2 separate regions of the Homo sapiens genome follow, and region 2 is linked to region 1. A link is an interaction called in ENCODE POLR2A ChIA-PET data of the cell type or tissue named here. Cell type or tissue: PC-3. All regions are shown on one strand.

Region 1 (8,000 bases):
AGAAGGAATAAAGAAAAAGGAACAGTGGGACAAGGCAATAACAAACATTATTTTTGTTGCCTTTCTCAAATGATTTAATCTTAACCAATCATTTGAGAAAGGCAGTGAAAATAATTTTGGTTTATTGATTAACCCCAAGAGTTGGTTCTTTTTCTTTTTCAAAGGGAAAAAATGAAAAAAAAAAGTTTCCCAATACTCAGACGTAGTAACTTTTCAATTTGCCCAGTGGATCAGTACAGGGATAATTCAAACACTCCTTGGACATCTCTGGAGTATGCTTTCAGCATCACCTCCCCTTCACCTCCTCCACTATTATGTACCCATTCTCACCTTTTATACTTATTTCCTCCCAGCCACCCATCTCAACAGTTACTATTCATTGTAAATATTTACTGTTCCTTACCGTTAACAATAACTATTGTTATTATATGAATAACTGCCATTATTATCAGTAATAAACATTGCCACGAATTACTTATCTGTGGGAAGCAGGCAAATGGCAGGCCAATGGCAGTGGACATCAAAAGACTTAAAACAGCCCATTTCCTCCAAGCACATCCAATTCGCTCACCTATGCTGGATACCCTTCCTGCATAAGTTACCTTTCAGCCTATAACAGCCACAATAAATTAACAAGCAGTGCTGTTGCTGGGGCCCTGGATGATACAATGTACAGCTGGGTGTAGCTGGGTAACTGCACTGCTAGCTCAAAGATCAACTTAAACCACTGGTGCACACTTCAGAAATAATGTCACGTGCTGCAAAACAACGTTCAGTCAATGATGCTGGTCCCATAAGATGATGTATATATAAGATGTGTATCTATTTTTAGATACACAAATACTATTGTGTTACAAATGCCTACAGTATTCAGTACAGTAGCATGCAGTACAGGTTGGTAGCCTAGGGGTAAATTGGCTATGCCATATATCCTAGGTGTGTAGTGGTAGGCTATTTCATTTAGGTTTGGGGAAGTACATTCTATGATGTTTGCACAAGGATGAAATCACCTAAGGACACACTTCTGAGAAGGTATCCCCATCATCAAGTGATGCTTCACTGTTACAGAACTATGTCCTTCGTATAATCCTGTATCAGGTTGTGATCAAGAAAATGAAAGAGGATGGTTATCCAGTATGAGGCTGGGTGTGTTGGCTCATGCCTGTAGTTACAGCATTTTGGGAGGCCGAGGTTGGCAGATCACTTAAGGCCAGGAGTTCTAGACCAGCCTGGCCAACATGGCAAAACCCCATCTCTACTAAACAAAAATTAGTCGGTCGTGGCAGCGCACGTGCCTGTAATCCCAGCTACTTGGGAGGCTGAGTCATGAGAATCACTTGAACCTGGGAGGCAGAGGTTGTAGTGAGCCAAGATCGTGCCACTGCACTCCAGCCTGGGCGACAGAGCAAGATTCTGTCTCAAAAAAAAAAAAAAAAAAAGAAAAGAAAAAAAAGAAAATAAATCCAGTATGGTATCTACTTGGTATGAATTAGAATAAGCTCTGTGGAGAGGAAAAAGATTGTTGTGTTGTTGCATAGGTGGTAATGTGGGGAGACTCCTGGGGGAAATGTAAGAAATGTGGAGGGTTAGGCAGGGGCTAGTTTCAGTGGCAGGAGACAGCTGGTGGGAACCAGGGTACAAAGGCCAGCCCCAAGGACAGAGTGACAGGGCAGGTTCCCTCAGGCGGGTGGAGGGCACAAGGCAGGTGAAGTGATGGCCTGGTACTGCCCAGGCAGTGGTCATCTCTGGGCCTCAGAAATCATGGAACCCTACTCCTTCATAGATGAGAAAACCAAAGCCCATTCAAGGTAAGTGACTTGCCCACAGAGGGCAGTGGACGAGGAGGGGCTGAACTTCCATCCTCTGATTTCCCGATTGCTATTCTTTCCACATGGCCCTGAGATCCTGGCTCCAAGTTCTCACTTTCTGTTTCGGTGGAAGCATTTGTGTACAGTAATTTCAATGTTGCATTTCTTTTAACTTTCAAGAAAATAATGAATAGTATTTACTTCTGCTGATTGTTGCTTGGAATTTGGAGGCAAATGAGATTGACGGCATGATCTCAACTGGAATCTCAGACTTTCCAATCACACACCAGGAAGATAGAAGTGTTCGGTAGCCATCAAGAACACTATCAGAATGATGAATTGTTTTGAGGGTGACCAGGACTAGGATCGGACCTCTTCAAGGCTGAATTACGCCTTGATAAAGTTGTGTAACTAAATGCAGTAAAATGAACAGAGATTCCATATGCTGAACAGGACTTGCAGAAGACTGGCTCTTTGAGGTACTTACATTATTTTGCCACAAGATATAAAACAAGAGTAATCAGGATAAAAGCAGGGCAATAATGAAGAGACGCCCACAAAGAAGAGTCCAAGTCCCTTGTATTAGTTTCCTAGGGCTGCCAAAACAAAGTACCACAAACTAGGTGGCTTAAAACAATGGACATTCATTATCTCACAGCTCTAAGGCTGGATGTCTGATATCAAGGAGTCAGCAGGGCCACACTCCCTCAGATGGTTCTAGAAAACTATGTTTCATTGCCTCTTTCAGCTCCTGGTGGCCCCAGGTGTTCCTTGGCTCATGGCAACATCACTCCAGTCTCTGCTCACCTTGGCCTTCATGTGGTTTTTCTGAGTCCCATCCTCTTCTTACAAGGACACCAGTCCACCCTAATTCTGGGATGATTTCATCATGAAATCTTATATAGTTTGGATATGTGTCCTTGCCCAAATCTCATGTTGAAGTACTAAAAATTCCCAATGTAAGAGGTAGGACCTGGTGGGAGGTGATTGGACCATGGGGGTGGATTTCTCATGAATGGAATGCCCACAAAGTGGGCATTAGTGGTTTAGCACCACCCGCTTGGTGCTGTTCTCCTGATAGTGAGTGAGTTCTCACAAGATCTGGTTGTTTAAAGTGTGTAGCACCTCCCCACCATTGCTCTCTCTTGTTTCTGCCCAGGCCATGTGACATGCTTGCTCCCCTTCCGCCTTCTGCCATGATTGTAAGTTTCCTGAGGCCTCCCCAAAAGCCAAGCAGGTGCCAGCACCATTCTTCCAGTGTAGCCTGTAGAACCAAGTGCCAATTAAACTTATTTTCTTTATAAATTTCCCGGTCACAGGTATTTCTTTGTAGCAAGGCGAGAATGGACCAATACAAAATTCTGAACTAATTACGTCTGCAAAAACTCTACTTCCAAATAAGGTCATATTCTGAGGTTGTAGGTGGAAATTACTTTTGGGAGGACACTATTCAATTCACTGTTTCATTGCAACACCTCCAGAAACAACTTGGATACTGGACCAGGCAAGACAGTTCCTTTGATGTTGTTCATGAAAGTTAACAGAGTCCTTAAAGGACTGGGTTGACTCAGGAAGTGGTAAATAGTACCTATGTCAGAAGCCACAGCATAATGTGTGCCTTTTGATTACTGTGGTTTGAGTGAGTGTTGCAAAGAGCCGCAGACCACAGTGGCTTGTTGAGGCTGCCGATGATCTTGAGGTCAGTGTCCTACAGTCACAAAACCCCTGACTCCTACCCACTAGATGACTACCACTCAGAAAAATCATCCTTTCCATGGGATTTTGCTATTATTGGATTTTTGTTTGTTTGTTCATTTTTAGTGTTTTAAGAAAGAAATGTATGTGAAAAGGAATATTAACTACTTGGTAATTTATATATGGAATATGCTGATAGCAGGACTTAGCTTTATTTGTTTGCTAATATTTAAATTTAAAAGACCTGAATTTATTTTATTTTTTATATTTTATTTTATTTTATTTTAAGTTTCAGGATACACGTGCAGAATGTGCAGGTTTGTTACATAGGTAAACCGTATGCCACGGTGGTTTGCTGCACCTATCAACCCATCACCTAGGTGATAAGCCCTGCATGCATTAGCTATTTATCCTGATGCTCTCCCTCCCCCAGCACTCCTCACAGGCCCCGGTGTGTGTTGTTCCCCTCCCTGTGTCCATGTGTTCTCATTGTTCAGCTCCCACTTAAGAGTGAGAACATGTGGGCCAGGTGCGGTGGCTCACGCCTGTAATCCCAGCACTTTGGGAGGCCAAGGCGGGCAGATCACAAGGTCAGGAGATGGAGACCACCCTGGCTAACACGGTGAAACCCTGTCTCTACTAAAAATATAAAAAAAAAAATGAGCCGGGCGTGGTGGCGGGCGCCTGTAGTCCTAGCTACTTGGGAGGCTGAGGCAGGAGAATGGTGAGAACCCGGAAGGCGGAGGTTGCAGTGAGCCGAGATTGTGCCACTGCACTCCAGCCTGGGTGAAAGAGCGAGACTCCATCTCAGAAAAAAAAAAAAAAAAAGAGTGGGAACATGTGGTATTTGGTTTTCTGTTCTTGTGTTAGTTTGCTGAGGATAATGGCCTCCAGCTTCATCCATGTCCCTGCAAAAGGACATGATCCCATTCCTTTTTATGGCTGCATAGTACTCCATGGTGTATATTACCACATTTTTAAAAAGATCTAAATTTATATTGAATTATAAATATTTTATATAACATAGATGGCAACCTACTTATGACTACTGATTGAATTAATATGGTTTTTACTAAAAGTATTTAAGGTATTTATTCATAGAAAGGCATTTACTTGGATATCAAATTTCTTTTCTGATTCACCTTTTATCCTTGAGTAAGGAGAATGTGATGTGATATATACATATGCATACATGTATATTAATTAACCAACAACTCTTATAAGTCTCAGTTTAAAGGACCTTCCTATAGGAAGCCCTGCCTGACACCATTATTAGATCAGGTGTCTTATCCTATGCTTCTAAAGAAACTGTTTTCCTCAATTCTGGCATTTACATTTTAATGCAATCACTTACTTGTCTATATTTCTCTGAAGACTAAATGAAGAAAGGGCCCTTGTTTTCTTGTTCACCCTGAAGCCTAGAACAGCTCCCCATATGTATAAAAGGATGACACTGAATGAATGAGTGAGCAAAAATCACTCGAAGGATTATTTAGAAATTACACTGAGTCGGGATATAGTTAAATGTTTTGAAAACTCAAAATGGATGCATGGGGTATTGAGGTAATCCTATTTTGTTAAATCTGATCACTTCAAATACCTCATTCCCTACATTATGGGCTGCATGTGATATTCTACTTTGCACTTAAAATTGATAAGCTAATTTTAAAAATAATAAGTTGAGCATTTAGTAGATAATTTATAGACATTCTGCAACATAGATGGGTTCGTTGGAAAGGGAGAGGGATGCTGGGCTGGAAGACTATGGGTAGTTACGCCTTACATATGAAAATGGTCTTTGTTGGAACAAGGGAGAGGATTTCTCAGGGCAAGTGCTCCCTAGAGCAGCCAAGACGGGAGGCAGAGGTCTCAGAAGAGTGAGCTCCTCTGCTGGATAAATTTAAATGTCTTTAGTCTTTATTAAGTACCCATTGACAGCTCTGCCTTATGGTCAAGTTACGGAAAGCACAAGAGAAGACCTCGTCCGGGCTCTCAACATTCTCAGTAGAGGCTTTCAGCTCTCACCCTTCTGCAAAAGTTTTCCTTCATTGGACACAGACTCCTAAACATGTTGGAGAGGAGGAACCACTGCATGTGGCTGAGAAAACATTCTTTTCCACCATAGATGCCAAGCCCATGGATCCTGCTTGGTATTCTATAAGTCTTTGAGGGTATGGTAGATGTGATGAGTTGAATTGTGTTGCCCAAAAGAAATATGTTGACATCCTAACTTCTAGTACCTCAGAATGGGATCTCATTCAGAAATAAGGTCTTTAAAGAGATGAGCAAGTTACAATGAGGTCATCAGGGTGGGCCGAAATGCAGTATGACTGGTGTCCTCATAAAAAGGGAAATCTGAACACAGACAGACATGCAGAGTCTTCTGGAAGACTATGTGAAGGCAAACAGGAAGAATGCCATGTGAAGATCAGGGAGAGATCAGGGTGTTGTGTCTACAAGCCAAGGGGTGCCTAAGATTGCCAGCACCACCAGAAGCACGAAGAGGCACAGAATGGATTCTCCCTCACAGCCTTCAGAAAGAACCCACCCTGCTGACACCTTGATTTCAGACTTCCAGGCTCCAGGACTGTGAGGCAATAAAGTTGCATTATTTTAAGCCACCCAGTTTGTGGCACTTTGCCATGGCAGCCTTGAGAAGCTAATAGAGTAGGTGTCTGTTGCTTGCTTGTATCTTTCCTCAACAATGAGCACAATGTTTATTGAAAAGAAAAATGAATGCTCTAAGAGCTGCTGGAGTCTCCTGAAAGTGAAGATGAGGGGACTGATGTTGAGCAAAAAAACCAAAACAAAAGAAAACCCTGCAAAGTTGGTAAGGAGGAAATTTAAATACGGTTGATAATGTAAACAAATGCTTTAACTAGGAGCACATAGCTGCCAAAATATCCCACGTCATCAAAATGCAAATGTAGCTGTATGGAATGGAACTTTGGACTATGCAGCCGAGAAGAAGCGGGGTGAAAAGTATACATGGTATACATGTTGAAATCAAGAAGTATAAACAAAGCTTCCCCACAAGTCTGTACAGGACTAAGTATGCCTTTTCTCTGTGTTGTGGGTAGAGCTGGCATTTGCTTGAACAGTGGATAGTGATTGAAGTATCCATTTTGGTGGTGCAAAGTGTAATGCAGCGATTGCTACCCTCAAAAAACAGACCCAATTTCGTATAGATAATATTTATAGTCAATAAAAATTGTCCTTTCAGCAAAGAGTAGCCTTAGTTGCATTTAAGACCATCATCACAAGTTCTAGATAAAACACTATGCCATACTTTCATTCCCTATGCTGTAAGAAGCAAACAGAAACAAAATCACCTCCAGAGCAAAATGAAATTGTACTAATATGAAATTCTGAGTTTGAATGAGGGTCTGTGTCTCATAGATGACAACAAAGATAAGAAAGGAGGGCTCCTTTTAGACATCAGAGGCCTGTGTTCATCAGGAACCTGATGCTGAATCATTGGAGGGTAAATGAACCTTCCAAGGTTCAGTGTTTAGAATGTTGTAGACCAGCAGTCTCATCATGATCTATAGGAAGTCAGCCCGAGATATTGCAAACAAACTGGAACATATACTGGAAATACTGGGAGAGAGAAGGCACCTAGCAGTTTTCTGGGGAGGTGGTTTTCTGGAGAGGAAAGAAGACACAGAGGAAATGTGATGGTTGAATTCAATGATCTGAACAGCTTGTCCAGCATGACTTCATTGGCTTAGAATGAGGACTAACAGTGAGTGAAAATTGAAGGATCAAGGCTCAGCTCATTTTATCAAAGAACTTTTTAATAGTTGAAATCTGCAGTGACAGGACATCCTGCCTGCCTGGGTGCAGGGTAGTGAGTATCCTGTGATGAGAGGTGCTCACACAGCAGACAGGTCATTACTTGGAAGTGATGCTGCAGAGGACAATCAAGAGAGTGGCAGCTGGGTGGGGTGACTTTTAAGGTCCTGTCAACTCTGAGTTTCTACATCAAAAGGAATTCTGAAAGATAAAGCAGTATTTAATTTTAATGTCTCTGACTAGCATACTTTCTTTCTATAGTTCTTTTGTTCTCCTTTTTTTTTTTTTTTTTTTTTTTTTTTGAGACAGAGTCTTGCTCTGTTGCCCGGGCTGGAGTTGCAGTGGTGCGATCATAGCTCACTGCAGCCCCAAACTCCTGGGCTCAAGTGATCCTCCTGCCTCAGCTTCCCAAGCAGCTAGGCATTACCAAGCCTGGCTATTTTTTGAAATTTTTTTGTAGAGATGGGGTCTCTCCTGGCTGCTCTCAAATTCCTGGCCTCAAGTGACCCTTCTGCCTCAACCTCCCAAAGCTCTGGGATTACAGGCATGACCCATTGCCCTTGGCCTTGTTCTCCAATTTTATATGTAATTGATAGACCTTGGAATTGATTAAAGTGATTTAATTCATGTTTCTCATATCAAATTTTGTGTTATGTCATAAACTGTAGACTAAGAAAATGTAAAAATGCTGTCAGAACATCA
Region 2 (8,000 bases), 1.5 Mb after region 1:
TCAGCCTGCCCTGTCTAGATGGGGTTTTCCCCGGTGTTACCTCCCTTCTCCACAACTAATGTGTTTCTTCCTCCTGGTTTCCTAATAAAATGCACCTACCCTCAATCTGTTCGTGCTCTGCCATCAGTTACCCAGACCTAAACTAACATGTTCATTTAAAATTCGTACTTGATGTGCTATGTGTTCTACACATGGCAGACACCCCCTCTGATATTTCTGGAAGCTCCTGGAGGGCCAGAGCCAACTCCATGCCCTTCACTTTGCACAGTGCCAACCTCGGTGCCATGCAAAACCAGCTGTTGTGAAAATGGATACAATGGGACAACAGGTAACATTCATAGAAATGGGTTGGGAAGGAAAAGAGCCTGGCGAACTTTAAAGCATTCTTGTCACATAGTGCCATAATTTTCTAACCTTTATGAAAATTTTCCTTAAGAAACGCCTTGCAAATACTAAACAAAAATGTCCACACATTTATGAATAAACCTAACATTTATTCATGAATGTAAGTAACTTTTTTTTTTCTTTTTCCAGAGACAGGGACTCACTCTGTCACCCAGGCTAGAGTGCAGATCCCAGTTCACCACAGTCTCCAACTCCTGTGCTCAAGCAATCCTCCCCTGCTTCGGCCTCCCAAGTAGCTGGGATGAGTAACTTTTTGAAAAGTTTCCCTGTGTGTTGAAATTGGATTTTATTTTCTTGAATACCAGATATTTTGGCAATCAAATGATTACAGGGGCTGGTGGGTAAAGGAAGAAGCAAGAGTTATCTTAGTTGCTGTGTAAAGAGACAGAGGGCCAGTGGATTGGCCTTTTACCCACTCTCTTCCCATCATCCTTCGGGTCTCAGATTAATTTGCCATTTCTTCAAGGTCTGAATTGGACTCTATTTAGACCTCCCATTGTTCACTTTCATCGAAACCTATACTTTTCTTCTATATCACTACTACTTGTAGTGATTTGTTCAATGACTAATTTGTTTAATCTCCCACTAAACACATGATCTGGACCATGATACAGAGGCCATGGCTCACTGAACCTACAGCAACAAGGTGCCCAGTGCCAGGTTTGATACACTGTGGGCATGCAATTCATATTATTTTATTAAATGAATGAATTTAATACAGCAGGAAAAGAAATAGTTTACATTACCAACTCTAAAGACTTTATTCTTGGCCAGGCGTGGTGGCTCACGCCTGTAATCTCAGCACTTTGGGAGGCCAAGGCGGGCGGATCACCTGAGGTCAGGAGTTCGAGACCAGCCTGACCGACATGGTGAAACCCTGTCTCTACTAAAAATAACAAAAATTAGCCGGGCGTGGTGGTGAGCACCTGTAGTGCCAGGTACTCAGGAGGCTGAGGCAGAAGAATTGCTTGAACCCGGGAGGAGGGGGTTGCAGTGAGCCGAGATCACGCCACTGCACTCCAGCCTGGGTGACAGAGCAAGACTCCATCTCAAAACAAACAAACAAACAAACAAACAAAACAAACTTTATTCTTAGGATGTTAAAAAAAATACAGTAGTTCTCCCTTATCCACAAGGAATACACTCTAAGACTTCCAGTGGATGCCTAAAACCACAGATGGTACCAAACCCTACATATGCTACATTTATTCCTACACATACATATCCACGATAAAGTTTCATTTATAAATTAGGCACAGTAAGAGATTAACAATAATAAAACAGAACAATGACAACAGTATACTATAGTAAAAGTTATGTGGATGTGGTCTCCCTCTCTCTTTTTCTCTCTCTCAAAATATCTTATTGTGGCCAGGCATGGTGGCTCACTCCTGCAATCTCAGCACTTTAGGAGGCCGAGGCAGGTGGATGGCTTGAGCCTAGGAGTTCAAGACCAGCCTGGGGAACATAGGGAGACTCTGTCTCTACAAAAAATAAAAAATACAAATCAGCCAGATGTAGTGGCTCACACCTGTGGTTCCAGCTACTCGGGAGGCTGAAGTGGGAGGATAGCTTGAGCCCAGAAGTTCGAGGCTGCAGTGAGCTGTGGTCACACCACGGCATTCCAGCCTGGGCGACAACACAAGACCCTGTCTCACACAGCAACAACAACAAAAATCTTATTGTACTGAATTCACCCTTCTTCTGAGGACGTAAGATTAAAAAAAAAAAGTGTCTACATGATGAGATACCACGACAGATCTGATAACTGTGACTGACGGGCAGGCAGTGTCTACAGTGTGGATCAGCTGACCACATCCTGGGCAGGATGGGGCAGGAGGGTGAGAGAGTTCACCACACTTCTCAGAACAGCACACAATTCAAAACTTATGTATTATTATTTCTAAAATTTTCTACTTAATATTTTCAGATCTCAGTTGACCATGGGTAACTGAAACCACGAGAAGCAAAAACTGAGGCTAACAGGAGACCGCTGTAAAATATCTGCAGCCACTAAGATTGGCAGGGAGCTTTTAACTGGAGACAAAAGTTCATTCACAGAAATCAGTTCATTCATCTTCAGCCTCATCTCATTCATTAAGGACTCAACACACCAAACAATACTCTAGGCACCAGAGACATCAAAACAAAGACAACTTTCTCTTATGAAGCCTTCTCTGACTTTTTAGTCTTTCGCATCCTCTCCCCAGGAGGGTGGATTTTTCACTTATTTATGGCTTATCCGCTCCATAATTGTGCTCATTTGTCTTCCCTGCTAGGAGCTGTGCTCCTGGAGGACAGGAACTGGGCCATATTGGCTTTGGAGATGCCAGTAAGTTAGTTGATCAAATGATGCAATAAAGAAATAAACTATCTATTTCTTGTCCATCAGGCATTCTATTGGACGGAAGAAGACAGAATTCAATAAAATGGGAATAAGGTACATTTTAAATTAGGAAGTGCATAACTCTAACGGCTGGAAGTTAATAGTATCGGGGAAAACTTGACGTAGCAGGTGACATGTGAGCTAGGCCTGGATGGGTAGGTAAACGTTTGCTAGAGGAAAACAGATATGAAACACATTCCAACTCAACAAGAGGGCATAAAGAAGACAGTGAATCGTCTGGAGTTGGGAATACTGAGTGTGTGTGTCATGAAGGCGCACGCCGTCTCTCACAGTCCCAGGCAAGTCACCTCCTTGTCCAGTGCACCACAATGAGAGGCTGGGAGTTGGAAACCACATTTCCCAGACTCTTTGACACAGGGGCCTCAGCAGCCGGCCTAGCATTTGCAAAGCAGATGCACATGACTGATGATACAAGTCCTCATTTCCATGCTCCTGCGGCTTCGGCTGTTTCTGCTGCTAAGTCTGACTGTTGAGGTAACTGAAGTCTCAGTGTGCCATCCCTACTTTCATGGAGGTGGGAAGCAAGGCATGTAGTGATCATTTTGCTGGTAAGGTACACAGCTGAGGGAGTGTGGGCGTGGAGTCAAAACCTGGGTGCCAGCTTTGACTGCGGCAGAGATAACAGCTCCTTTGGCCAGCTGAGAGAGCTATGCCTGGGTGTTCAGCTTGGGCCTATTCCTAAAGGTTTTTCCAATGATCATGTAGATACCATATACTCTATTTTAAATCCCCGTCTGCTTACAATGTTGTCTGCAACTGAACGTGCCTGAGACCATCTGCTGGCCTGCTGGGATGACAAAGTGGGGTTTGTGGCAATGGCTGTGGGAGATATGGCTAGAAAAGTTAAGTCATCACTGGTGTCAAGCCAAAGACCTTAGAACTCTCAGTTAGCAATGGTTGAACATCAAAGTTGTTTTGTTGTTGTTGTTGTTGTTGTTGTTAATTTGGGAAAATAGGCAATTCGTGTTTTTGTTTGTTTGAGACAAGGTCTAGCTCTCTTGACCAGGCTGGAGTGCAGTGGTGTGATCTTGGCTCATTGCAACCCCTACCTCCTGGGCTCAAGTCATCCTCCCACCTCAACCTCCCAAGTAGTTGGGACTACAAGTGCATGCCACCATGCCCGGTTAATCTTTGTATTTTTTTTAGAGACAGGGTTTCACCATGTTGCCCAGGGTGGTCTCAAACTCCTGAGCTCAAGCAATCCTCGTGCCTCAGCCTCCCAAAGTGCTGGGATTACAGGCGCGAGCCACTGCATCCAGGCAACATGAAAGTTTCCATGCAAAATAGTCTTCTGTGTTTTAGAAAAACGTTAGAGACATAGAAAACTAAATTTTAAAAATAGACAAAATGTTTAAATCCAAGGTGAACTATAATGTTGATGAGAAAGGGATGGAAGTAAACAGTCTATCTTCTGCACAATGATTTCCCCCATGCCTACTCTTTGGCTGTATCATAACACTTTCTGCCTCTCTTAAGTGTGTTACCTAGTCCAAGACGACACCAACAGTCCAGGAGGTAGGATACTGTCACATTCTGACTCTACTTAGCCTCTGTTCTCACCAGACTCTCTGATTTCATGTTGTTGGAGAATTCTGGATGAATATTTCAGTTCCTGATTATTGCCTGCATTGTCAGACTGATTTTTTTCTACAAGTAGGGTTTGCAGAAACTGGATGGTCATGATTAAAGCCCATGAATGGAAAGTAACAATGACATAAAAAGCTTTCTCTGTATTCATTTTTTAAATGCTGAGTTTTCCCCAATTTTAGTTATATACAGTTCTGAAGTATCACATACATTCTGATAAAGAACATGTAAGATCTAACCACTATCAGTATTTAGGGAAAGAACATCAGATTACTGAAACAAGACAGCCAGTGCCTTGTTAAAGCAGATATGAAAGCAATGTCTGAGCACTTAGAGGCAAACAATAGAATCCAGTTTCATCATATTAATTAAGCAAATCCTATTTATTAAGAGATATTAAGGAGTTCTCAGAATCTCCAGGAGGGCCAGAGGATAAGTTTACCTGCCAATCAGCCAGGACTGTAACAGTGAAACACTGCTGCTGTTGCCACCTGCTGGTCATCACAGAGCATGCGCAAGTGTGGATGCCTACACTTGTGGAGCCACTGAAGCAGCTCCCAGAGCAGGTCAGTGCTGCTGGGCTTGCCAGTAGATCCAGACAACCTACTCAGCTACTGCCTAACATCCCTCAGTTTGTCATCCACATCCAATGAGTGGGTCAGGGTGGCACAGCCTAGGTCACATACCTGTACTGTAGCTGCAAGGGAGTCTGGGAAGCGAACGTTGTTAGTTCTGTGGCTGGTTAGGGGAGGAAGTCAGGTCAGATGGTGGGGAGGGGCAGTAGGGAGTGGGACAGGACTGGAGTGAGAAACTGCTGCAAGATTTCTGGACAAGTTCTTCAGTAAGAACAATTACTAATATAGGTTCCAAAGTCACCTGAGATTTGTGGTCTCTTATTTCAGTTTTGCTTCAAATCCAGAAATACAGTTATTTATTAATACATCTGAACTTCCTGAATCAGAAACTGAAGAGTGTCAGAGAACTCTTTGACTCAAATTGTATCAGTGGCCCACAAGAATTCACCCAGTAGCATTTAACAGTGTCACCTGCTAAGTCTATCAACTCAACACAGTCCAGGTTTGGTTTCTTTCCATGGACTCTCTTTCTGGAGAGCTTTAAAAAATTACAGCAGGTTTTTTTTTTTTTCAAGAGATGCACAAATTCACATTATATAAGAAAAATAATAGAAGTGAGGGTAGAACGTCCACAGGAATGATTTTTTTTTTTTTTTTTTTAGAAAAACCCAGAGCATTTCATGGGTTGTTGCAATCTCACTTCAGAAATTAACAAGTTAAATTAACTCACTCTTCCAGCTAGCCTATATAATTAAAGTTGGAAAAAAACAAAAACAAAACTAGAAATGTTTATGTTTGGCTTTAATTCTTCACTACATACTACGTTCTAATGGGGAAGACAGTAAGAAATCCAAGCACTGACATAGTAACTTCAATAGAACATTCTAGAATGCCACTGAAGGCCAGGCGCAGTAGCTCACGCCTGTAATCCCAGCACTTTAGGAGGCCAAGGCCAGCAGATCGCCTGAGGTCAGGAGTTCAAGACCAGCCTGGCCAACGTGGTGAAACCCCGTCTCTACCAAAAACACAAAAATTAGCTGGGTGTGGTGGTGCATGCCTGTAATCCCAGCTACTCGGGAGGCTGAGGCAGGAGAATCACTTGAACCGGGGAGGCGGAGGATGCAGTGAGCCAAGATCGCACCACTGCGCTCCAGCCTGGGTGACAGAGCAAGACACTGTCTCAAAAATAAATGAATAAATAAATAAATAAATAAATACATACATACATACATAATAAAATGCCACTTTAGAATAAAACACTCCACAGCTAACCATCTAATGGGAAAATATAACTTTTCTGAGCACCACTGCGTAAATAAGCCTCCTCTGAATGACACAGAAAAAAAAAAGCCTTACCATGTGTATAGTAACAACTAACAACTTCAATAGTATTTTTTTCAAAGCATAATTTAGTAGTAGAAATTTAAAAGAAAGTGAATCTTCAAAAAAAAATCTGCTCTGTCACCCAATTTTCCTTTTGATAAAGCAATGACCTTAAAAAAATGTGTTATCAAAAACAAATGGAATTTTTATGTCTCTCATAACTCAAAAATATTTACTTCTTCATAAACACCCAAATATTGTAATAAAAGCATTAAATATTAACATTCTTGTCTTTTTTTTTAAACCAGAGAAATATCTTAGATGAAGAAAGTAATTTGCTACCATCACAATACATGAATAATTTAATATGCAAGGCTGGAATGACATTTGCACAAGATTTTTTTCCCATTGTCCATGATACATCAACCCTGTGAGAAAATCAACAGAGGAGTGGGAAAATCTTGTGAAAAATTTTTACAAACAAGCACAGTGTCTGCAGGTTGCTGTCTGGTGCTAGTTTCTTCTTGCACTTCAGAAAGGATACATCTTCACACATACTTAGGCATCTCTAGCAAGGTAGCTGGAGAAAGATCTAGAACACTTACATGGGCAGTATTTCCCATTCCCTCCATTTCAGTATTCAGATAGAGTTGATTGGCAACTGTTTGTTCCATATTTATATTACTGAAATACTCTTTGTTTTAAAAATACATATTTGAGAGCCATCCCTTAAAAAGTTGATAAAGATGAAGACTAGTTGATCAAAAATTTTCCTACTCCCTCTCAACCTTTTTCACGTTTTATACTTTCCCAGCTGCCTTCAATCCTTTCTGAAACAAGGGGAATACAGGGTTTTTCCCATAACCGTTGGCATTCAGTATACAATTCATTATTGCCCAAATCCAATTGTTATGTGTTCTTTAAGGTTAGTGACAAAGAATAATAACAATAATAACATAATAAGGCAAAACAGATTGTTTTAAAAGAATAAAATATAAATCTACACAGTCTTGGCATATAAAATCATACCAAAATAAATATCAATAACTAACCAATAAAATTTCAAAATTGGACACAGTTCTCCCAACACTGAGTGCTGGAATACGCTGCCTAGTTTAATTCTTTTTTTTTTTTTTTTTTTTTTTTTTTGAGATGGAGTCCCGCTCTGTCACCAGGCTGGAGTGCAGTGGTGCGATCTTGGCTCACTGCAACCTCTGCCTCCCGGGTTCAAGCAATTCTCCTGCCCTCCACCTTCCAAGTAGCTGGGACTACAGGCATGTGCCACCACACCCAGCTAATTTTTGTATTTTTAGTAGAGATGGGGTTTCACCATGTTGGCCAGGCTGGTCTTAAACTCCTGACCTCAGGCAATCTGCCCTCCTCGGCCTCCCAAAGTGCTGAGATTACAGACGTGAGCCACTGCGCCCAGCAGTTTAATTCTTTTTACACTTGTATATAACCTTGACCAAGTTAATCTCCCTCTGCTGGTAAAAATGAGAATATTTCTCAGAAATATTTTCCAAATATTTTACCACAGATACTGCCTATGACAGAGCCTGAAAGAACAACTGATTTCTACTTTTTGTGACAAACACATGGGCTTCAACCAGATCTCTTTGGCCACTGTGTGGAGAACAGATTGTGCATGGACAAGTAAAAGTAGGAAGCTACTGTGATCAACTAGGAAAGAAATATGGTGGCTT

The links. ChIA-PET counts read pairs that join two places held together with the same protein. Peaks named below come from ENCODE experiments on the same cell type or tissue, not always from the same donor. Only the 100,000 strongest peaks of a DNase experiment are listed, where the experiment ranks them.
Region 2: POLR2A ChIA-PET joins it to region 1 with 6 read pairs; 1 of 35 experiments calls an interaction of 5 or more read pairs at or near these places.

Annotation. Positions count from the first base shown.
Region 1 is chr6:137,030,633-137,038,632 of GRCh38, forward strand. The region is part of intron 1 of IL20RA (interleukin 20 receptor subunit alpha); the gene reads right to left. Among named protein-coding and RNA genes, the nearest start is that of IL20RA, 10 kb to the right of the region's middle. In PC-3, no CTCF peak of the experiment used is centred here; a DNase peak (open chromatin) is centred at 3,359; H3K27ac peaks cover 678 bases.
Region 2 is chr6:138,512,862-138,520,861 of GRCh38, forward strand. It overlaps a transcript of NHSL1 not described here. Among named protein-coding and RNA genes, the nearest start is that of NHSL1, 17 kb to the left of the region's middle. RefSeq lists an enhancer at 5,155-5,324. In PC-3, CTCF peaks have their summits at 4,899 (motif pointing left) and 7,799 (motif pointing left); a DNase peak (open chromatin) is centred at 4,890.